2 separate regions of the Homo sapiens genome follow, and region 2 is linked to region 1. Evidence: chromatin contacts called from ENCODE Hi-C or POLR2A ChIA-PET data. All regions are on one chromosome and are shown on one strand. The core of a region is the stretch at or near the end of the contact, and the rest is flanking DNA. Distances in the headings are between cores, read along the strand shown.

Evidence for each region. Hi-C counts contacts between places; a loop is a spot of excess contacts on that map. ChIA-PET counts read pairs that join two places held with the same protein, here RNA polymerase II (POLR2A). Pooled maps may share reads with other maps.
Region 2: a loop to region 1 is called in a map of mammary epithelial cell, with 3 times the contacts of the local background. The contact joins the enhancer-like site here to the promoter of SLAIN2 in region 1. A Hi-C loop is called at or near these places in 3 of 168 maps with a recorded cell type or tissue (dorsolateral prefrontal cortex, mammary epithelial cell and posterior cingulate gyrus), 4 of 37 single-sample maps with no recorded cell type and 13 of 50 pooled maps. POLR2A ChIA-PET finds 5 or more read pairs at or near these places in 1 of 52 experiments (BJ).

What each region holds. Positions count from the first base shown.
Region 1 is chr4:48,338,171-48,345,846 of GRCh38, reverse strand. SLAIN2 (SLAIN motif family member 2) reads right to left here and starts at 4,318. Exons shown (of 8, transcript NM_020846.2): 1 at 3,719-4,318. The coding sequence starts at 4,107. RefSeq lists silencers at 3,838-4,147, 4,288-4,627 and enhancers at 3,458-4,371, 4,778-4,897.
Region 2 is chr4:48,963,922-48,971,597 of GRCh38, reverse strand. No RefSeq gene overlaps it. Among named protein-coding and RNA genes, the nearest start is that of CWH43, 19 kb to the left of the region's middle. Within about 2 kb of position 2,622, at least 3 of the 41 ENCODE cell types and tissues checked have a DNase peak (open chromatin) inside an H3K27ac peak, as active enhancers do; they include mammary epithelial cell, where a contact is called at or near this core.

The DNA of each region.
Region 1 (7,676 bases), core at 3,069-5,568:
GTCAATTTAATATTTTTATCAACAATTTGAATGAAGACGTAGTAGATATGCCTACCAAATACAAAGATGACCAAATAACTCAGAAACATAATATTAAATGTGTAAATAAAAACTAACAAAAGGAAATTTAAAAGCCTTATATTTAATCTGAGCACGCCTAAAAAAAAATAAAATAAAAGCTTTATATTTAAGCTAAAAAAAAAATCCGTTACACAAAAACTAGGTTAGGAAGACACAGTTTAACATCTTATGTATAAAATATATGGGAGAGAAGTTGATACTTCAGGCTCATATTAAGCATAATAGAAGTTAAAACTGTCAATGAAGTATTTGGTTAAAAAAAAAACAGCATTTGATTCACACCCACCACACTCTCCATCTGACCAAATATCATCTAAAATGCTGGGTACAACTCTGGGAACCATGTATAATGACAATGAGCAACTTAGAGTTAATTAAGAAAAAAATAACCATGGTCGAAGGATCAGAGAATTACATTATCTAAGGAATGATAAAACAAACTGGGATTATTTACTCTGAAGAAGAGAAGGGAATGCTCACAGTGTGTGGCAGGGAGAAAGGGTCAGCAGTGACACCACAGTAGTCTTCAACTATGTGAAGAGGCCATTCATGTGAAAAGGACATTATACTTGGAAAAAGCAAAATACTGTGGGAACAGCATAGTCTATGATGTATAAAGACCTGGATTCAAATCCTGGTGCCATCATTCAGTGCGCATTATTTGATGCTTGGAGAGAGATTAGTTTTCTTACCTAGAAAATGATACCTATCTCATAAATGTATAAAATTAGAGGCAAAAAATATTTATAAGCTGCCTGGCACAGACTGACACACTGTGATGCACAACGAAGTTAGTTCTCATCCCTAAACTTTTCTGAGTTATTCTAGAAACAGTGTTTTTCAAGTGAGAATTGCAACTCTTTAATGGGTCACAAAATCAGCTTAGCTGGGGAGTAACCAGCATTTTTTTTTAATGAAACAGAATAGAGCGGAAAATATCCAAGCATACCACTTGTAGTAAAAGTAATCAACATTTTGTGAAACTTTTGCTTCAGTTATTCAGATACATGTGAATTCCTGATTATGAGTTAAAATGTATTTCTTATCATGAAGCTGGGTCCAAAAAAAAAAAGAAGAGTATGAAAGTGACTGCTGTAGAGCACTGTTTTCTAAAAAAGATACTAGTTCCTTGGGAGCTCAATTAAGTTTAGGACCAAACCATACTCCCTAGAGATTTACTATGTTCAAAACACATTAGCATCTCCAGGAGCCCAGCATTAAAGAAAACTGTTTATTTTTGTTGAACCCAGTTTTTCCCACATTTATTCCATCCCAGAACCCACCCACTTTTTTTCTACATAACACTTATTGACATCTTCAGAACTAGCACTTTGCGGCACATACACTCGGGAGGAAACATTCCTCTAGATGAAAAGGAAGGTGCAATAGCTAGAAGTTACAAAAGGTAGATTCTTAGCTTGCTAAGAAAGGAAAAAATATTGACTTTGAATCTTCCTGCCACTGACATCCATCCCCTACAACTTTTACCCTAATCACATACCCCAACGCATTTTAAATATGATTTATATTCAACTTTCAGTTCACACAAATCTCAGAAAAAGTATAGGACACCTATAATATCAAGATATGAAGCCAGGATCAAAGCAGTAAGCAGGAATCATCTGGTCAAAAGAAACTCCTGGAACAGTATTTAAGGAAGACTTGCTTTACCTTAACAAACTCATGCTCAGGAACCAAAGCAGCCAAAGACTTAATCGGCTTCCCCAAGTGGACTCAATGTGTTCTAATAATACATAATCTAAAATGGGCTGATGGGTGCAGCTAATCCTCATTATTATGAGCATCATTTTATTATCATCACTTGCAAGAGCCATGTGACAATATTTACAAGATTCTGGGTTCTTTTAAAGTGCATACATACCCAAGATTCCTTTGGGAGAATGCAATTTCACATTTATATCAAAAACTGTCACTACCACAGTCAGCTCTAATATTTGATATCACTTGGTAATAAAGGTATGTCATCATATACTCAAGAGTAATTCTGTTACTCAAATCTTCCTGAGAGTTACAAATACCTCTGACTCTGCTCTTGTAGCTGTCAAGAGCATAAAATGCCCTTCCCGCTCTTTCCTCACTTTCAGACTCCAAGCCACCTCCTCCTCAAAGTCTGGCCCAACTACTTTGGACTACTATTTTTTTCCCAGTTACTGAGCACTGTCAGTACTCTTTGTTCTATCACTCTTTGGGTAATTCACTGTACACTTTCTAGTTTATTTAACTGCACAAAACTTAGTTCTCAACAAGACTATAACTGCCTTATGAACAGGGATCAACACTTAAGAATCACCAGAATCTCCTACAACATCATATAAGAACTGTTTCTTGATTTAAGTAACTAGGCTTAAGAGTAACAAATAGCAGCTTGTTTTAGACAGTTTACTATGTGCCAGATCCAGCGCTAAATGCATACATAATTATCTTACTAAATTTTCATAACTCTATAGAGGTAAGTGCTATTATTTTCTCCATCAAATACAAGAAGAAAGTGAGCCTCAGAGTAACTTGCTCAAGGTCATACTGCTAGTAAGTGGCAAAACCAGGGGCGAACCCAGGAAAGCTCTTAACTACCTCAGAACACTGCAAAGTTCCAGCCCTGCAATACCAGAGTCTATGAATGATTTCGATTTCACTGTTAGAAGTTTTAATTTCAATAGAGCAGAGACATTTTAGCTAAAAGTTAAAACTTTAAGAAAAATGAATTAAGACAAATAATTGCCCACACACATCTTTATAATAAAACGAGAGGAAAAGCCTCCCATGTCCTATTTATGAAAGTGATATTAAGGTGGGGGGGCCACAATTTCATCAAGAAGTGGCTTATGACAATATAGCTTTGGTTTAAATTTTTAAATAGGACTCTTTTTCTCTGCCCCTAGAAGGACGTGGAAATGAAAGATGGATGTGATAACTGTCAATTCAGAGCTCTGCAAAACGCCAGACTCAATTCTTGTTTTAGAAAATAAGAGCCAGGGCTCGTTCCACCCTTGACTCTTCACACAGAGTAACAAAAAAAAAAAAAAAAAAAAAAAAGCAGCACCATCCTCTGCCCTCTCTTCACACAAAGCAAGGTTTACCCCACTACCCAAAGGGGAGTGCTGATTCATACGGTCTCCCCATCCCCGCCAGAAATGGGTCCCAAACACCAACCGCTGCATAGACGTAGACGACTCTGGTCTGCCCCTGACCCCCACACCTGGTGATACCTCATCAAGCAGACCCCTCTCCTACATCCAGAATGCCCAGGGCCACCATCCGAAAGCCAGTATCTTACACAAAGCAGGATCCCTGCCTACAAAGCAGTTTCCCACCTCCGACTCCTCCCCAGGCGAACAGCCCTTCTCAAGCTGCCCCAACCCACAGACCCCAATAGGGTCCAGCACTCAGAAGGTCCACAATCCAAAGGACAACGAGCTACAACCCTGTTACTTGCGCACGCCTCGAACCCCCAACTCCAGCTGACGTTCCCTCTGCCAAAGCAAGAAAACCACAAGTCGCCACAGGAGAGCGGACCCGGCTACACAAAGCGAGGCGCCCGACCAGAGGGACCCTCAGAGGACGCTCTCCGCCCCCGGGCCCGTCCCCGCCCAGCTCCTGCCCGGCGCCTCGCGCTCACCAGCTCTCCTCCTCCTCCTCCCAGCCTGACAGGCGCTCCAGCTCGTCGGGCCGCAGCGGCTCCACCTCGTCCAGCAAGCCGCCCTCGCCCGCCGCTAGCAAGGAGGTGGCGTCCCGCAGCTCTTCGCTACTCGTCCGCCTCGGGCCCGACCCGGGCCCGCCGCCCGACTTGGCGCTGAGGCCCAAGGGGAAGCCCCGAGGAGACGCCGCGCCGGAGGAGGGAATGGACGCGCCGGCCCGAACCGGGCTGCCGGGCCCAAGGGAGCCGGCGCCCTGCACGGCCCCCGAGCGGCTCCTCAGCTGTTCGTTCTGCTTCTCCAGCTTCTTCACCAGCTCCTGCAGCTTCCGCACCTCCTGGTCCGCGTTCACGTTGGAGTTAACGTCCTCCATCCCGGCCCCGCCGCCGCCGCCGCCTCCGCCGCCCGCTCGCTCTCGCAGCGACAGGGAAAGAGACGGAGGAAAGAGGCGTCGCCGCCGCTCACTCTAGCCGAGGCGCCGGCATATAGCAGGACCAGGCCCCACCGCCAGGGTCCCCCCACCTCGGGTTCCAAAGCGCCGCTGGCCCCAGCCGAACTGCCTCATCTGCGCCGGCTCCGGGATTGGGGGAGGCGGCGCCAATATCCGGCCCCTGCCGCCATCTTCCCTCCGTCCCTCCGCCCCCCGCGGGCCGGCCCAGTCGGTGACCTCAGAGCGTCGGGGGTGGACGCGGCCGCCGGCGGGCGCTGAGAGGACCCGGCGCCAGCTCGCGGCGGGGCGGGGCCACGGACGGGGCCTATGGGGCGGGGCCGGTGCTTGAGGGGCGGGGATTAGGCCGGAAGGGGCGTGTCGGCGGATGTGGGACGCGGCCGGGCTGGCTAGGGAGGGTCCCTGCAGAACGGGAGGCCAGCAGAAGGCTCGCGGCGGGCGGGGCTGAGGTGGCTAACAAGGTCCTCGAACAGCCTCGCCTGTTGGTCTGGGCGTGTGGGCGTGTTCTCCACCCCTTACAGGGAGTGTGGGACCCGCGGGCCAGTCTCGCCCTTGTTCCGGGCCGGATCTCGAGTGGGCGCTCAGCCCGGCGGTGGAGAGACAGTTTACTTTGTTCAGCAAATATTTAATCGATGCCGACTTTTAATTGGAGATTGTCTCGGCTGGCAGGAGCCTCTAGACTGCCTGTGTCCTGTTTCTTCCCCTGAAAATAAGAAACCCCAGTTTCAGACAGTTAAGAGAGGTCTAAGGTCAAAATAATCATAATTTCTTGAGTGCTTCCTACTGGCCAGACAGTGTGCTAAGCACTTTTAAAGGCATTATCTCATCGGTTAAAACATAGTTTTCCCGACTTAAAGTTTACAGCACACTGGGGCGGAAGCGGGGGATAGTAAACCGCTTCTCTACTCCCTTTCTCCGTTTATTGACTCACACTCTGTTCTTTGGATCACTTCCTTCGGAAAAAGTTCCTCGTAGTGTGTCTTGACTTTTTTAAAAGTTGTATGTTAAAAGTAGTTAAACACGCTGACAGATACTGAAGAATGAAGAAAATTGTAAGAATGTGAAGTCTGCCTTTAGAATGCGGCAGGAAACCTAAACAAAACTTAAATGCTTTGTTTTGATCACATTATCACAGTCGTTGGTCTTCAGAGGTCAATTGTGAACGGCTTTGGCTTGTGTTTGCAGCTTTTCTTCAGTTGCCGCCTCCACCCTTAGTTTAATAACAATGATCCAGTCCTGTTACACCTGAGTGTGGACTCATGCCATGACTGACTTGCTTCTACCCTTTAGCTTTTCTAGTGCCATATTCTCCGCCTGCCATATCTGATTCTTTTCTTAAATCCCATACTCTCTCATTCAGGAAACCTCTTCCCAACAATTCCACAAAGATCTAATTATTCTGCATATTCTAGCACTACGTGATCAATAGTTCTCAATAGGTGTTTGCACTTTTTTTTAAATTGCTTTTTTCTCTAAGAATTATTTTTCGTTTGTTTTTGTCTGTTTACTTGATTTAAGGACACTTCATTTTTGCTTCCCATGTCTAGTACACTGACACAGTGGACACTCAATACTTGGTTTGTTGAAAGTTAAGTAGACTATAAGTTCTACTTAAAACCACGTAGCTATTTATTCGTAGCAAAAAACGTATTTGTGTTAAAAGTTTGCTGGCTAACTATAAGTCGAGTATTTTTCTAGCTATACAGACCTAGTCAAAGGATGTGATTGTTTGCTAACATAATTGTCAAGTAATATATATTATCTGTGTAATGCTCATCTAAATATCATTGCTCTTTCTGACCAGTCTGAACTTGTTGCCGGAGGGTTAAAAATCATGACTACTTCACGTGTAGCAGTTTTCACTTGCATTCAATGCTTTGTAAAATAGATTCCAACTAGTCAGTTTCTATAAGGCGAACCCTTCAAATATACTCCTTGAAAAGAACAGTTCACCGGACATTATGAAGTTAGCACTAATGTTTGTGGGGCAGGAAAAGCTGTTGTAGTGTGGAACAATGAATTAAGAATCAGAAAGCCTGATGTCGGGTTCTAGCTGTAGCATAAATGCACTTGACCTTGATCGCTGCTCTCTAATCTCTGGTCCTTAGTTTACTTTAGAATGCGTGAGTTGGAGGATCTCCAGTATCTCTTCCAGGATGAAAAAGTAAAGGATTCTGGTGAGGCCTCATGGTTGCAAAACATGAGAGTGAATATACTTAGATATATAGAGAAGTTCATAGTGGATAGATATACTTGGATTTTTAAATTCTATTGCCTTACTCAATGTCTTACCTTTTTCATTCAATAAATATTGAATATATCTACTATATGGCAGGCACGAATTTAGATATTTGGATGTTTAATAGGCCTCTTAAGTATCAAACAACATTCAGTTCATACACACACATACACACTACACAGCATATACACACGCTTAAATCTGCTTGTCCTGTAGTCATCACCATTCCAATAAATGACAGCTCTTCTAAATGCTCAGACCAAAAACCTTAGGATAATCCCTACTCCTCACTTTCTTTCACCCACCAAATCCAATCTTTAAGCAGGTCGTGCTGGCTCTACATTCAAAATATGTCTAATTACTTCCCAGCACCTCCACTGCTACGACTCTAATTCAAGTTGCCATCTTCTCTTGTCTAGATTACAGTGGTACTCTTTTAATGAGCTATTCCACTTTGCTGCTTTACAGTCTCTTGTGTACATGGCAACCAGATGATCTTTTGTGTAAGTCACATCAGGTTACTCTCCTGCTCAGAATCCTCAGAAGCAACTGGCTTCCCAACATACTTCAAAGTCTTTTCCCTGGACTATAGGGCTCTGGATACTCGGCAACTTCTGCAAGTATCTCATTAACTAACACCTTCCCCATCACTCTACCACACTGGCCTTCCTGATTTTCTTCAAACAAGCCAAGCATGTTTCTACTTTAGGAACTTTGCACTTGCTTTTCTGTCTAGGATCTGGTTGTCATTCACGTTATCACATGACTGACTCCCTCACTTCATTCAGGTCTCTGCCCAAATAGCACCTAAATTCACTATCCTCATTATGATTCTCCATAAAATAGCATCTGTGTCATTCCCCATCCTCTTAATCCTGTTTCATTTTTTCTCAGACACATCTCTCTCTCTTTCTTTCCTTCCTTCCTTTTCTTTCTTTTTTTCTTCACTGCCTGTCTCTCACCAGTAGAGTGTGAACTGCAGGAGAACAGAGTTCACTGTTATATCTCCAGTGCTTAAAACAGTGCCTACAACAGTGCCTAGTACATGGTAAGTGCTCAATACATGTTTTTTGAACGAGAGAGTTAATGGATTTACGCTAAGTGAAGTCTCCTAAAAGAGAATTTCAGATAAATATGGTTATATCTCAAATCATTGAAGTGGAAATTTGTAATTATTTTGAATGGTTGACTTTTAAAATTATATTTTCTCCTTCCAAAAGAGCAACATGTCATACCATATATGTCATCCTCAAAA
Region 2 (7,676 bases), core at 1,373-3,872, 630 kb before region 1:
GCTCACACCTGTCATCCCAACACTTTGGGAGGCCATGGCGGGCAGATCACTTGAGGTCAGCAGTTCAAGACCAGCCTGGCCAACATGCTGAAATCTCATCTCTACTAAAAATACAAAAATTATCTGGGCATGGTGGCTTGCACCTGTAATCCCAGCTATTCAGAAAGCTGAGGCAGGAGAATTGCTTCAACCCAGGAGGTGGATGTTGCAGTGAGCGAGATCATACTGCTGCACTTCAGCCTGGACAACACAGCGAGACTCTGTCTCAAAAAAAAAAAAAAAGAAGAAGAAGAGAAAAAACTATCACGTGTGCACCACCAAAACTATACACAATTTTTACTTGTCAATTAAAAATAAAGGACCAGGCATGGTGGCTTATTCCTGTAATCTCAGTACTTTGAAGACCAAGGCAGGTGGATCACCTGATCCCAGGAATTCAAGACCAGCCGTCTCTACCAAAAATACAACAAATTAGCCAGGAGTAATGGTATGCACCTGTGGTCCCAGCCACTCAGGAGGCTGAGGTGGGAGGATTGCTTGAGCCTGGGAGGCTGAGGTTACAGTGAGTTGAGACTGCACCACTGCACTCCAACCTGAGTGAGAGAGTGATACCCCATCTCAGAAAAACAAAAATAAAAAATAAAGGAAAAGCAGGGAGGAAGAAGACTCTCGGCAGCATTTGAGCCCCTCATTCTGTTTTACGATCCAGCTGCATCTGTGCTCTTTCAATGGTTTGGTTGTTCAATAGTTCCATGGATCCTATTAGTCAATGTATGAGTCAGCGTTCTCCAGACCAGTAGAACCAATAGAATGTGTCTGTGAGTATGTGAGTGTCTGTGTGGTGGGAGAGGGGGGTGGAGAGAGAGATTTATTATGTGAAATTGGCTCATATGATTATGGAAGCTGAGAAGCCCCAAGATCTGCAGTTGCTAAGCTGGAGATCCAGAAGAGCCAATGGTGTAAGTCCAGTCCAAGAGCCAGGAGGCTCAAGACCCAAGACGACCAGATGTTTTGGTTTGAGTCAGAAGACAGAAAAAGACTGACTGCCAGCTCAAAGTGGTCAGGCAGGAAGAGTTCCTTTTTTTATCTGGGGGAGGGCCAGCCTTTTTGTTCTATTCAGGCCTTCAACTGGTTGGAAGAGGATAACTCACATTTGGGAGGGCAATCTGCTTTACTCAGTCTACTGATTCAGATGTTAGTCTCACCCAAAATCACTCTCACACACAAACCCAGAAATAATATGTAACCAAATATCTGGGCACCCCAAGGCCCAGTTGACATATAAAATTACCATTACAGTCAGAAAATTCTCCCTTTTGTCCAAGACTGTTTAGTCTGGGTTTTAGTCACTTGAAAACAAAGTAATCCTTGCAGCCAGGTGTGGTAGCTCAAACCTGTAATCCCAGCACTTTGGGAGGCCTAGGTTGGAGTACTGCCTGAGCCCAGGAGTTCAGGACCAGCCTGGATAACATAGTGAGACCTTATCTCTAAAAAAAATAAATAAATTAAATAAATTAAAATAATAATAATAATCCTGACATTCATATTCAAAGTCACTTATTGTATTTGCAACAGAGCTTTCTCATTGTGCACATGGCTAGTTTCCCATGCATGTATGTGTTGCAGGGGGTGATGAGGGCAGAGGATGGGAGGGTAGGGGAGGTTAGAGAGTGATGACAAAAGGGTATGGAGTTTCTTTGGAGGATGATGAAAATGTTCCAAAAGTGATGATGAATATACAACTCTGTGGATATATGAAAAGCCATTTGTCCTGCAGCAGATATAACACAGGCTCCTAAAAAAGGAGCAGTGATGGCAATTAATATCCCCACAGAGGACCAGACAAGCCATGTGCCTGTAGCAGCAGAGCCAGAAGTGCCAACCAAATTTATCCCTGTGGCCAGGGCCAAGAGGGTTTCTCAATGAGATTAAAGGGCATCAATCACTTTGGTGCCCCCAAAGTAAAAAGGTCTGCCTGAACAAACATTTTCAATGTAGTAAAAATAAAATAAAAAAGTTTTAAGAAACATTGAGTTCATATCCTAACATGAACATTAGGTTTTCTTTCACTTAGACTTATCATCAAGAGCACCATCCTAGCAGATTCTTTTTAAGGTTTACTTAGAAGGCATGTCTAGGAAATCAAAAATCTATATTTAAAAAAAAATGTATGGATCATTCAGCAGTTTCTTGGATATATACATTTTTACGTAGTCATCCTCTGAACATTAACTGTGAGCCCTCTGTGGGTGAGGGGCCATCATCATCCCTGAGTGCATAGAGATGAGCAAGACATAGTCCCAGCCAGGAGGAGCTCATGGCCCAGAAGTGGAGTCAGCTCAGGTGATCACAGTCCAGCAGGATAAGAGCTGCCTTTGGAAGGGGTTGGGGGCATGATCTGAGGATCTGAGGGCATGAAGGAGAGAGTCACCTGGGGGCCCCAGAAGCAGAGCTGCGATGGTCTAGTTATGAATGGCATATTGTGATGCTCATTTACCTTCCTGAGCCTCCATTTTCCCACCAGCAAAGTGAAGCCAATTAAAGAATGATTGCGTCAGTGCACTAACTGGTCTGACTTGAAAGAAACCACAGATCAAATGCAACTTACATCATGCTGTGAGTTAGCTCCCTTGGAAAACTGTGACTCAATGTATAAATTTCTAGAAGGAGTTACCTAAATACAAGAATTCCATTAGTATTATCAAATTTCTCATTCGTTTCTTCATTCAATAAACATTTCTTGAGCATCTACTACCCATGCTTCTGAAACTGAAATACACGACAGGGGTAGGTGGCAGTGTATCAAATGGTATAGACTCAGCAATTCAACATTGCAGATCTGCTTGGAGCATTAGGTTTATTCAGGGTAAGCAATTCATAACATTTTTATATTAAAACAAGCATGGATATACTACAGAGAAGAATGCAAAATGCATATGAAGTTTTAGGATAAAGCATTTTGAGTTCATAGTAGACTTCTCTGATATGTGTCTTACAGAATTTGGGGTGAAACTTGTGCATTCTCTGTTGCTATTAATTAAATATCAGTTGTTAAGTATCTTAAAAGATGCAAAACATACATCCCTCCAAAAGTGTATAATCTGAGCTGAAACAGGATATCTAAAACTATAAATCAAATAGATACCCATATGTGTCTTTTGAGAAGTATGAGATTGCTTCTGTGTCTGTGAGGTCATTTTATATCAGACGCCTGATGGGACAGAACTATGAAAAACCAATTCAGGGGCCCCACCAGAGAGAATCTGGAGAAGAAAATGAAATTCATCTGGTTACTCATTAAAGAAACAGATTCAAGAATAGCAGAAGAAGGGTCCCTGTAAAGTAAAAGCTCACATCCACTCAGGCAGTCAAGGCAGATGGCTTGGACGGATGGAGAGGATCACAAACGGCAGGGATTGGGAGAAGCCCATTCCAGCTGAACAGAGTGACACCGAGAAAAGGAACAAAGTAAAGCAAAGAAAAGTTGTATTTGGGGTTCAAGGATTAATCAGTTGGTCTAAATCAGAAGTTTGACCAAGCATGCCAGCACAGCCTAATGAAGGGACCTTGAAACCAAGGGCAAAGAATGTGAAATGCACCTGCCATTTAGCACATGCTCAAATGGAGTTTGCTGAATTAAATGAGCAGGACCAGGCTGATGAGATAATGCACCCCACTGAGCCCTGGCAGGTTACAACCAGTTAGCACCAGAGTCTGCCTTGAAGAGTTTCCAGCCTGCTTGCTCCTCCCTTTCCCTCACCTCCCTGTCTAGTCTCTCCCATTCCAACACACATACAGAAAAAAAAAAATGTTGCAATACCACTCTCAACATTAGCTTCAATATACATAGTTAAGTCCACAAGTAGTCCTGTGTGATGGCTCATCCAGAGGGTGGAGTAACTTGTGCTGGGTGAATAAAGGGGTAGAGAATTGTGACTGCCCAATTTTGGGTGTGCGCTATCCTTGCAAGTTTGTCATTTTGGGGTCTTCATAGTTGCCAGATTGTCCATTCACCTTGCAAAGGAACTATGTCTTGACTAATTTAGTTTCCTGTGGCTAGCACATAGTGTGGAGGTTTGAGAGAGTCAATATACATAACAGCCTTCTTCCCCACTCAATCTCTGAACCAACTGAAAGGTATAAAGGAATCAAGCAGATAAAGATGTAAAAATCAGCAGCTTGACTGCTCATAAAAGCTGAAAGGGAGCATGTGGCTTAGGTATGCAACAACAATGGGTGTCCTGATAACTGAACCCAAGAATTAGGCAGACTCACCCACACAGCCACAGGCAGCCCTAGAAAAAGCACAGGTCTCACCCACAGATGCAGAGCCTGTATTTCATAACCAACTGCAGAACAGAGTGTGTGCTCTGGGGCAGGCCAATCCCAAAAACAGAAAGGGAGGGGAAAAGCCTGAATGAAGCAGGCCAGCAACTTATTCCCAAACCACCAGTACCTCCTGAGGGAGACTTAAGCCAGTTGGTAAGGATAGGCCATAAGTGTTACCCTAGTAAGTGTCCTTAGGGTCTAAGAGTTTCCCCCAATATGTGGCATCACTAGCCATGCATCTGCTTGGTTGTCTATGTAATGGGGAACTTACTAAGGCCAACTTCAAACAAGGGACCTATTCAGAGAAGGTGTTCAGTTATTCCAGCTGGTCTCCTCTCTGCAGATGGAAGCTGCAGCACATCTTCTTGTCCCAGGAAGAATCATTTGATCAGCCCCTCTTGGTTTTGAAGTGTATTGTCCAGGAGGCATTGGAGGATGATAAAGGGTGTACAAAAGAATCCCTGTTCATCTTGGAGATCTCTGGAATGCAAAGCAGGTCACTGGGGAGGGATGGTGTCAATTTGTATAAGGGCCTTTGGGGAAAGAAAGAATGGGGCCCAACACCTGCTTTCACAGATCTGAAAACTTAGAAACTGGCTGGTTGCAATACTATGGTGACAATAGCGTCAATCTTCCCCAAGAAACAATAAAACTTTGAAATACAAAGTAGATTATAGCAAAAGACTTTTATCTTTTATTTATTTTTAAAAACACACATTTCCTAGAAGGTGCCAAATTTTCAACAACAGAAAAGAAAGTCTACTGATTCAAAGGATGCTTTTGCCAAGTACTGTATATGTATACCTATACATATATTAATTTGACAATACTGAATCTGTGGTAATCACCACAAATAGGACTATATGAAAATTGCATAGTATAATAGACGTATGTGAGGTTTTAGGCCAATTAATAATATGCATGACATAGTGACTAGTTCAAACATTTAGTCTATTTACTAAAACCAAAATATTCCAACCTAGTAGCACACTTATAAAAGATAATTACACTAATTACAAGTAATTACTGCAAGTTCATTTTTAAATTTTAAAGAGGCTTGATGTGCTGTCTTCTTGGAAACAGCCTAGTGTGTATTCTACATGCATATTAAGTTCATAGAGTTTGTTGATGAAAAATGTCAAACTCTGTAAAATATTTGAAGAGATTTATACTGAGCCAAATGTGAGTGACCTGTGACACACCCCTCAGCAGCTCCTGAGAACATGTGCTCAAGGTGATCAGGCTACAATTTGGCTTGATACATTTTAGGGAGGCAAATGACATCAATCAATACAAGTAAGATATACGTTGGTTTGTTCAGGAAAGGCAGGGCAACTAGAAGCAGAGGGGCTTCCACATCACAGGTAGGTTCAAACATTTTCTCATTAGCAATTTGCCGAAAGATTTGTTAAGTTACTGTCTAAAGACTTGGAATCGATAGAAAGGAATGTCTGGGTTAAGATAAGGGGTTGTGGAGACCACGGTTTTATCATGTAGGGGAAGCCTCCAGGTAGCAAGCTTCAGAGAATAGATTGTAAATGTTTCTTACCAGACTTAAAGAGTCTGTTCTATCAGTACTTCTAAAAACTGAGGCAGGTATAATGAGGCATGTCTGGCTTCCCCTTCCCATCATGGCCTGAACTAGTTTTTCAGGTTAACTTTGGAATGCTCTTGGCCCAGAGGATGGGTGAATTAAAATGGTTGGGGAGACTTAGAATTTTATTTTTGGTTTACAAGATTTAGAGTTAGAAGGGATCTTAGAAATTAACTACTTATTTCCTTGGGTAGATACACCAGTCCTCTGATTTTATAAATTAGTATGTGATTTACCCAAGGTCAAGTTATTCCAGGAACAAAACCAGACCAGTCTTTTGTTTTCTAGTTTGTACCTTAAAAAGTATATTTTTAAAAAATCTAGTTCTGAATTTTTCTATTTTAGACTGACTTTCCATCCACCTGATCTAAATGAATTTTTTTGTGCAGACAAGAACAACAGAATGGAACCAGTAAGTCATACAAAATTGTCCTCAAACTCTGGCACTTCCTGGGGAACAGAAGAATTACAGGGAGATGTGGCAGGTTTCCTATGGAGCTAATGACCCTTTCAAGGGGTCCCAGCAATGTGCTCACCTGGTCATATGTTTACATAAAATTTTCAAAAGTAAGATATTTTAACCACAACTGGTTCAGACAACTGTCTCCTTTCACTAGAACTTCCTGTCTGTCACATTTGCCTGATGTCTCTGGCATTAGAATGGCTGCAAGCAGTTTTGGGATCCTGCTAAGGAGAAACTGACCGGGGAATGTGCCATTTTAGCAGAAATTTGGAAAGTTGCTTTGGAAAGTTCCAGTAAACCAAGTGAAAAGTGACAGACATCATTTGACTTATTATTTATTTATTTATTTATTTATTGGTTTTGGGGTTTTTTAATTGTGTTTTGTTTTGTTTTAGAGACAGGGTCTTGCTGTCACCCAGGCTGGAGTGCCCTAGAGCAATCACAGCTCATTGCAGTCTCAAACTCCTGGGCTCAAGCAACCTGCCCACTGCAGCTTCCCAAGCTAGTACTACAGGCACGTGCCACCATGCCTGGCTTTTTATTTTTTGTAGAGGTGTGGCCTCACTGTGTTACCCAGGTTGGTCTCAAACTCCTTGCCTAAAGCAATCCTCCTGCCTCAACCTCCCAAAGTGCTAGGATTATAGGCATGAGCCACCATGCCCAACTTTGTCATATACTTATTAAAGAACTGGAAGAAAATTCAGGGGAAAAAATGGAATGTGAAGCAAAAGTGGCTACAATAAAGAATGGAATCAAGAGAAAGTCTAACATTGAGAAGGAAATTATGACCAAAAATTTCAGATCATAGCACAGAGGAGGAGATACATTTCAAATAGAAGTAATAAATAGGTTTTTGGGTTGTTTGATAATCCCGTTAATGAAAAAGAGCAAACAATGTGAACACACAGGGAAAATATTTAAATTTCTTGCTAATTTGACATGACACTGCCATCTTAAAAGATAGAAATCACAGTATTCCGCTACAAGGAGGATGGAAAAACAAACTGGGAAATGAATGCTGTCAATGCAAACAGTATTCAATATTAGACACTGCACAAGAAAACTGGAAAATGTCCTCAGATCTTACGGCCCATAAGTGAATTACAGAGAGTTCCCCAAATTTGACCACAAGCCTCAGAATGTACATGACATTACCTGTGAATTGTGAAGCTCAAGGAAACTCTTCTCAACTGTCAACAGTAAACAAATTTTGATGAACCATGATAGAGGAAAAGCCAAATGATCTTTCTATTCTCACTGTAAAAAATATTGCCTGGCTGGATGTGGTGG